Regions from separate parts of the Homo sapiens genome. Here region 2 is linked to region 1. Evidence: read pairs that join two places in POLR2A ChIA-PET (ENCODE). Cell type or tissue: endothelial cell of umbilical vein. All regions are shown on one strand. Links, peaks and the distances in the headings refer to the core of each region. The heading gives the core; the rest is flanking DNA. Region 1 overlaps STPG1 (sperm tail PG-rich repeat containing 1). Region 2 has its middle 6.4 kb from the start of CLIC4.

Region 1 (4,396 bases), core at 164-4,163:
CCCTCAGTGGAGCTGGTGCCGCGGCTCCTGGGAGCACACTGCCCTCCACTGTCCACAGAAAGACACAGCAGCCAGACAGAACGTGCCTGTCCCGCAAGGCTAAAATCCAGACTAAAACGAAAGAACCCCTGAGACAACGTCATTACCTTCTTATGAGGAAATCTCTTGGCTTGACTATTGAATCCTTTTTTTTCTGATTCTGGGATTACTGAAGCTTGAGATTTAAAAGGAATGGAGGATTGTGTTGGATATGCAGCAGTAAAACCTAAACAACAAAAATGGAGTAAAATCAAAATGAATACAAAACAATGATTGACAAATGTGGAAAACACAAAGGTGTATATTAAAGTTTTATTTTAAATGGTAGAGAAGAGAAACTTGCCTTTTGACAGGAAACAGACACGAAACCGGATTAAAAAAAAAATTCCCCACTTTCTTTCCCTCTCGGCAATTTATCGGACTTCCCCCCTCCAGCTCTTAAATTAGTGAGATGTGGTCACATAAAGTACCTTAAACAGGCTGTCCCGGAGAAAAGGAAGGAGATGATAGTAAAGACATTCTTGCCAGGCAGGAAGGAGACAGCAAAACTATTCTGGGAGCAGCCTGGACGAGGCGCGGTCAGGACAGAGGAAGCGTCCTCACTGCTCCTTGGCCTAGATTCAGACACCAGCATTAGGCCGTTAAAATCCAAAGAGGTTAGGGAAATCCCAGCCTGGGGCTGGCTCTCACTTTTCAGGGCACTGTGCAAGACAGGTGTAAGTTTTCGTTTCTGTTTTGAGCAGACATGGGGTTAAAAAGCAGAAAGGGATCATCTATAGAAACTGAAGTTAAAAGTTCCTTTGTCTAGGCTGCGATGTATACATGCATGTCTGATGTATAAACTCCCCTCCTGCTGAGACTTCCACAACTGCTAGAACTTGGCAGCATCTGTCTGCATAGCAGGTTGATTATAGACTCTAACCTGTAAGTGTAATGGACTCTGACTCCAGTTTTTTGATGTTTGATGGCTGATAGCTCTTCAGCTTCACCACTCCCTCATTCCCTTCTGCCCTACCACTGGGCAAGCGGATGAGAAAGCCCAGAGCTCCCTCCTGTGGCACCAGCTGGAAGTTCAAACCACGCAGACCCCTGCCCTCAGTCCAGCCTCGCTTTCCAACCATAAGAAAACCCCCAAGCCAGGCTCCTTTCCCTGCTCTCTCAAGCCATTATTGGATCAGGTTAGGAAGGCTGTGCTGCTGTCCTCAGAAGGCCTCACTATGTGGGTGATAAGCCTTTTCCTACACTCTTCATGAGCGTGTGTGTGGCACCGTAAGTCTTGACATCCAAACCAAATTTTGGGTGGGGGGGTGCATCCTGACTCTGTAGGCTGTTCACAACAGTAAGCCAAATTATTTTAACATCAGAATCCTAACCTTCAGAGAGGAAATACGCGCAGAAATGGGGGAAAAAAAACAGTCAAGAGAAGGAAAGAAGAAAGTATGTGTTAGCCATGACAGAGGGTGGTTTGTATGGAAACTATCAGTAAGGCTCATTTCTTCATCTCTGAATTTTTTTAAAAAACAATACTCCTTTTCAGAGCAGGAAGCCTGAAGACAACAGGGACCCCTCAAGGGGTACAATCATGAACCAGCTTCACAGTTGAGGAAACTGAGGCTTAGAGGGATTAAGTTACTCATCCGAATCACCCAGCACTTAAGCGGAACAGGTAGGGTGTGAACATGATTTGCCTAATGAGTCCAGGCTCTTGAGCTCTGAGCTGTGCTTCCTCTTCCTGAGCTGGCCTCTAGTAAGTGCTCAATAAACACGATGGGGAGAGGGACACTGAAGCCTAATCTGCCTGGGTGGAGGATGAAGCAAGTAAAAGGAGCTGAATACGTGTTTAAGTAGAAAATATTTGGGGATACCAATATACAGTAAATGTATTCTTCTCCTCCCCTCCCCATTTAAGTAGATGAATGGCTATGTTTTTGGTTTGTTTGCTTTAAGAGAGCTATACAGCAAATCAAAAGGCAGAAGCAGCTGCAAGACTTCCTGGCTTTTGTTTCTAAAAGCCTAAGCCTATAGAACAGCTAAGAGAGTGTGCAGAGGAGGCAGTAAAAAGAGAGTTATTTAAAAAAGGTTAAAGGAAGGACATTCTCCTGGGGAAAGGAGAGGTTTCTGCCTGACTGGAAAGGAGATCCAAGGCTTCTGGCTATAACAGAAATGCATGTGTCAGAGCAGCCCTCTTGATGAAACAATTTAAAAAGTAGAATTTTTGAAAAACACTCTGGATGACTGAACTCCTATTTCTTACCAAAACAGGACTAGATTTGCCCTCCCAGCTGGAAAAAAAAAGTTAAAAATGGGCAAGATATATAAAGCAATCAAGATACTGGACATCAGGCAACAAAGGACAGGGATCCCTGAGAGAAGCAAAGTAAATGAGGTTGGCAATAAGATGGTCCCCAGCTTTCTGCCAGGAGAAAATCTCAAGACCACAGCACAGGAAGAAGGGATCCAGATGGAGCCCCGTGGTCTTCCTGAGTTGAGGAAATAGATCTGGGAGTCCAGAAAGACCAAGACAGCTAAGTTCACAGAGCAGAGTACCAGAGAAGAGAGAGCTACCCAGATGGAGAGCTATGGAGCTCTGCAACGGGGTCCCCTGAGTAAGTTCCTGGGTATTGACCAACACATGGCATGAGAAAACTACCCAGGGCTGGAGAAGGAACCGCCTGGCAGAATTCAAGTGAGCAATCCCTGAGGCTTCCACAGGGCCGGGAATAGCTCCTGTTTTCATGAGTCACAGCGGGAAAACCTCATAATTCATGGAACATAGAGTATGCAGGAGGGTTTCGCCTCAGAAATGGGGCAAAATTACCCCTAGACTAAATACTGCTCTGGTTCCAGCTAACAAAGCTTTAAAGCAGGACCTGAAAAGATCAAACTGTCTCCAAATAATTTAACTGCATCTCAGAACAAAGCACAAGAATATTTATGGGACTACAAAAATAGCACCTAAGAGGTAAAATTCAAAATACCTGGCATTGATAAAAAATTAATAGGAGGAAGAAGGAAAAATATACTTCAAAGTGGGGAGAAAATAAATGATCAAAACCAACTCAGAAATGATACAGATGATAGAATTAGTGGAGAAGAACATTATAACTGCTGCACTAACTGTATTTCATATGTTCAAGAAGCCAGAGAAAAGACTGAACATATTAAGTAGATATGGAAGATATAATGACAAGATCCAAATCGAACTACCAGATGTGAAAACTAAATGTCTGAGATTAAAAATACACTAGATGAGATGAATAGCAAATTAGACATTAGAGGAAAAAAAGATTAGTAAACTTGAAGACCTAGAAATAAAACTATACAAAATAAAACAGAAAAAGGACAAGAAAAAGGATTAGTGAGCTGTGTGGAAACTTTGAGGAGCCTAATATATATGTAATCAGGCTCTCAAAAAAAGAAATATGAGGAGAGAAGAAATAGAAAAAAATAGTTCAAGAAAAAATGGTTGAAATTTTTCCAAATTTGATTAAAAAAACTATTGACTCACAGATTCAAGAAAGTCACTTAACATCAAATACAAGAAACATGAAGAAAATGACACCGTAGGCCAACCATAATCAAATTGCTTAAAAAGTGATAAGAAGAAAATGTTAAAATTGGGCAGAGAAAAAAGACATGTCACATATGAAGAAACAAATACGAGAATGACAGCAGATTGATACTGAAAACAACACCTTTAAGGCAATAAAAGGAAAAAAAAAACCTGTCACCCTAGAATCCTGTACTCAGTAAAAATATCTTCAAAAGCAAAAGCAGAATAAAAACTTTTAAAACTATATAAATATTGAAAGAATCATCAGCAAATGGGAGCTACAAGAAATGTTAAGGGAAGCCCTTCAGGCCAAAGAAAATGATACCAGTAGGAAATCTGAATCACATAAAGGAATGAAGCTCTGGAAATAGTAAATATGTGGGTAAATAGAAAATATAAAATTATGAGTATAAATTGAACAATTTTTTTTTTTTTTTTTTTTTTTAGACGGAGTCTCGTTCTTGCGCCCAGGCTGGAGTGCAATGGCGCTATCTCGGCTCACTGCAAGCTCTGCCTCCCGGGTTCACGCCATTCTCCTGCCTCAGCCTCCCGAGTAGCTGGGACTACAGGCGCCCGCCACCGCGCCCGGCTAATTTTTTGTATTTTTAGTAGAGACGGGGTTTCACCGTGTTAGCCAGGATGGTCTCGATCTCCTGACCTCATGATCTGCCCGCCCCGGCTTCTCAAAGTGCTGGGATTACAGGCATGAGCCACCAAACCCAGCCTTGAATAATTTAAATATAACATTTTAAACATTTAAAAAGTAATGATTACTGGCCGGGTGTGGTAGCCTGTAATCCAGCA
Region 2 (4,396 bases), core at 279-4,278, 350 kb after region 1:
TGGTCTCAAACTCTTGACCTCAAGTGATCCGCCTGCCTCGGCCCCCCCAAAGTGTTAGGATTACAGGCGTCAGCCACCATGCCTGGCCCTGTTTTCCCCTTTTTTTTTTTTTTTTTGGACAGAGTTTCGCTCTTGTTGCCCAGGCCGGAGTACAATGGTGCAATCTCAGCTTACTGCAACCTCCGCCTCCCGGGTTCAAGTGACCCTCCTGCTTCAGCCTCACTAGTAGCTGGGATTACAGGCGCCCGCCACCACACTTAGCTGACTTTTTGTATTTTTAGTAGAGATGGGGTCTCACTACGTTGGCCAGGCTGGTTTCGAACTCCTGACCTCAGGCGATCCACCTGCCTCAGCCTCCCAAAGTGCTGGAATTACAGGCCCGGCTCCTGTTTTCCCTTGTTTAAACCAATTTGTTGATAGATAACACATACCCCTAGGACAAAAGTTACAAAATGGGAACCAAAACAGTATATAAGTCAGCAGTGACTCAGTTCCCCAGTTCTCCTCCCTGGAAGTAAACACTTAAAAATTTTTTGTGTATTCTTCCAGAAATAAATGCATATAATAGTAAAATAATAACATTTATTGAACATCTACTCTATGCCAAGCACTGTTATGTGCTTTACATTTATTAACTCATTTACTTTCCATAACAACACCATGAAGTATAATTAGCATCACTTTACATGTGGAAATGAAGTGTAGAGAGCATAACTTGCTCAAACATCACACAGAAAGGAAGTGAAATATTTTACTCAAGTAAAGACGTATATGGCAGGGTTCCTTGCCTCCAAGAATCTCACAGTATACCAAGGAAGAGGACATTGATATGACTAGTGATACAGGTTGAGTATCCCTTATCTATCTTTTTTTCTTAAATTTTTTTTTTTAATTTAACAAAGACTGGGGTCTCGCTGTGTTCCCCAGGCTGGTCTCAAACTCCTGGGCTCGAGCAATCATCCTGCCTTGGCGTCCCAAAGTGCTAGGATTATAAGGGCGAGCCACCCTGCCTGGCCCTATTTTTATTTATTTATTTTTTTTGAGACAGGGTGTCACTCAATCACCCAGAACTGGAGTGCAGTGGTGTGATCACGGCTCACTGCAGCCTTGACCTCCTGGGCTCAAGTGATCCTCCCACCTCAGTCTCCTGAATAGCTGGAACCATAGGTGTGCACCACCATGCCTGGCTAATTTTGGGGGTTTTTTAGAGAGATGAGGTCCCACTATGTTGCCCAGTTGTTGCCCACTATGTTGGTCTCAAACTCAAGACCAAGCCAGGGCAAAATAGTAGGACCTCATCTCCACAAAAAAAGGCTCAAGTGATCCTTCTGCCACAGCCTTCCAAAGTGCTGGGATTATAGGTGTGAGTCACCATAACCAGGCAAGTATCCTTTATTTAAATGCTTGGGACCTCCATAAATATATATATATATATACCCACTGTGTCCCCACAAAAATTAAAACTTAAAAATTAAAAAAATAAATGCTTGGGACCAAAAGTGTTTCAGATATCAAATTTTGGATTATTTTGAATTTTGGAGTATTTGAGTATACATAATGAGATATCTTAGGGATGGGACCCAAGTCTAAACACGAAATTTATTAATGTTTCATATATACCTTATTCACATAGCCTGAAGGTAATTTTATACATTTCAAATAATTTTGTACATGAAACAAAGTTTGTATTCAGTACCTTTTTTTTTTTTTTGAGACGGAGTCTCACTCTGTTGCCCAGGCTGGAGTGCAGTGGCGCCATCTCGGCTCACTGCAAGCTTCGCCTCCCAGGTTCACGCCGTTCTCCTGCCTCAGCCTCCTGAGTAGCTGGGACTACAGGCACCCGCCACCACACCCGGCTACTTTTTTGTATTTTAGTAGAGACAGGGTTCCACCGTGTTAGCCAGGATGGTCTCGATCTCCTGACCTCGTGATCCGCCCGCCTTGGCCTCCCAAAGTGCTTGTATTCAGCACTTTTTTGTGGAATTTTCCACTTGTAGTGTCATGTTGGCACTCAAAAAGTTTCAGATTGTGAAGCATTTTGGATTTGGGGTTTTTGGAGTAGGGATGCTCAGCCTGTAATAGCTAGCACTTATTAAATGCTGATTATTAAATGTTTTAAATGGATTACCTCATATAATCCTCACAATGAGTTCCTGAAGTAGGTTCTGTTATACAGTAGTATCCTCTATATTCACAGTTTTGATTTCTGCAGTTTCAGTTACCCACAATCCAAAGATATTAAATGGAAAATTCTAGAAATAAACCATTTATTAGCTTTTTAAAAATTAATTAATTAATTAATTTTTATTTATTTATTTATTTTGAGACAGAGTCTTGCTCTGTCACCCACATTGGAGTGCAGTGGCACAATCTCAGCTCGCTGCAACCTCCACCTCCCAGGTTCAAGCAATTCCTGCCTCAGCCTCCTGAGTAGCTGGGATTATAGGCGTACATCACCACACTTGACTGATTTTTTGTATTTTTTTTTTTTTTTTTAGTAATGATGGGTTTCACCATGTTGGCCAGGCTGGTCTTAAATTCCTGACCTCAAGTGATTCGCGCATCTCGGCCTCCCAAAGTTCTGGGATTACAGGCGTGAGCCACCGCACCCGGCCCCATTTATTAGATTTAAGTGGCATGTCAGGGTCTTCATTCTGAAGGCTTCTGTGTATATATATTAAATAAATTTGTATGCCTTTTCTCCTATTAACCAATCTGCCTCATGTCAGTAACTTTTCAGTGAACTTTTAGGGGACCGGGAGCCTACGGCCTCCACAGTATGGTGCAGTGATCAGGGTGATCAAAGCTACTGTTCTGTTCTGGAAGCCGTAGTGAAGAGAACCCAGGAAACTCACCTGCCTGCAAAGGGGACACAATTGGAAACACCAGTTATTTTATCAAGGTTTTGACCAGAATGGGATATTTTAAAATATGAGCAAACTGCTTTGAGGAATTGAAATAGACTTTATAGAACTGATAAACGTCCCTTAGAAAGACTGGCCTTGTGCCTTGTTTATGCAGGTCCTTTAGAGGGTTCCTGACCTGTGGCCCTGCAAGCTAAAACTTACATCTTGTGATATAGAAAAGAAGACTAAGACGTGACCACACTTGAACAGGTCTTTTTATGAGGATAATGACTGTCTCCAAGGATCATTTAAATTCTAAAGAAAACTATTTACAAGTTAATCCCTGCTCCCCCATCCAGTCATTCTCCTTCCCAACCCCTTATTGCCCCTAAACAGAATTCTTCTCCCCCTTCACATAGCCTGTTTTACCAGGATGCAAGCTCCCATTCTTTCTGTAACCTCAAGATGATATATAAGTTTCCGTAATTCATGGGGGAGGTGGGTCTTCATTCTGAAGGCTCCTGTGTATGTATGTGAAATCAATTTGTATGACTTTTCTCCTATTAAAAAAATAAATAAAAAATAAGTTGCATGCCATTCTGGGGAGCATGAGGAAATCTTTTTTTTTTTTGAGACAGAGTTTCGCTGTTGTCACCCAGGCTGGAGTACACTGGCACGATCTCGGCTCACTGCAACCTCTGCCTCCTGGGTTCAAGCGATTCTCCTGCCTCAGCCTCCCGAGCAGCTGGAATTACAGGTGCCTGCCACCAAGCCCAGCTACTTTTTGTATTTTTAGTAGAAATGGGGTTTCACCATGTTGGCCAGTCTGGTCTCGAGCTCCTGGCCTCAAGTGATCCACCTGCCTCGGCCTCCCTAAGTGCTGGGATTACAGGCTTGAGCCACCGTGCCTGGCCCTCAGTTTCCTTATTTGTAAAATGGGGACAATGAAAATTATGCCTTGCAATGCTGGGGATGGTGGCTCATGCCTGTAATCCCAGCACTTTGGGAGGCCGAGGCGGGTGGATCACTTAATTAAGGTCAGGAGTTTGAGACCAGTCTGGCCAACATGGCAAAACCCCGTCTCTACTAAAAGTACAAAAATTAGCCAGGTGTGGTGGCACATGCCTGTAATCCCAGCTACTTGAGAGGCTGGGACATGAGAATCACTTGAACCTGGGAGGTGGAGGTTGCAGTGAGATGAGATTGTGCCACTACACTTCAACCTGGGCGACAGAGTGAGACTCCGTCTCAAAAAAAATAAAAATAAATATAAATAAATAAATAAATAAATCAAGCCTTGCAAGACCATGATGAATAAATATGATTGGATATGAAAGCACCCAGCTAGGTGTCTGGCATGCAGTGTGAGAGCTCAGTGACCGGTCAAGAATATGGACAGATGGGAATAATACCAACAGCTAGTGTCTACAGAGCACTTACAATCCAAGCTCTTAACATAGACTAATTTATCAATGATCCTATTAAATATTAATAGGTACTAATTTTAGATCCATGTTTACAGACGAGAAAATGGTACTAATTTAGATCCA

What was found. Peaks named below come from ENCODE experiments on the same cell type or tissue, not always from the same donor. Only the 100,000 strongest peaks of a DNase experiment are listed, where the experiment ranks them.
Region 2: POLR2A ChIA-PET joins it to region 1 with 8 read pairs; 3 of 35 experiments call an interaction of 5 or more read pairs at or near these places.

What each region holds. Positions count from the first base shown.
Region 1 is chr1:24,391,415-24,395,810 of GRCh38, forward strand. STPG1 (sperm tail PG-rich repeat containing 1) reads right to left here. Exons shown (of 9, transcript NM_001199013.2): 3 at 147-265. Among named protein-coding and RNA genes, the nearest start is that of STPG1, 20 kb to the right of the region's middle. RefSeq lists an enhancer at 644-893. In endothelial cell of umbilical vein, for the core only: CTCF peaks have their summits at 1,082 (motif pointing left) and 1,281; DNase peaks (open chromatin) are centred at 927 and 2,647; H3K27ac peaks cover 1,253 bases.
Region 2 is chr1:24,736,849-24,741,244 of GRCh38, forward strand. No RefSeq gene overlaps it. Among named protein-coding and RNA genes, the nearest start is that of CLIC4, 6.4 kb to the right of the region's middle. In endothelial cell of umbilical vein, for the core only: no CTCF peak of the experiment used is centred there; no DNase peak of the experiment used is centred there.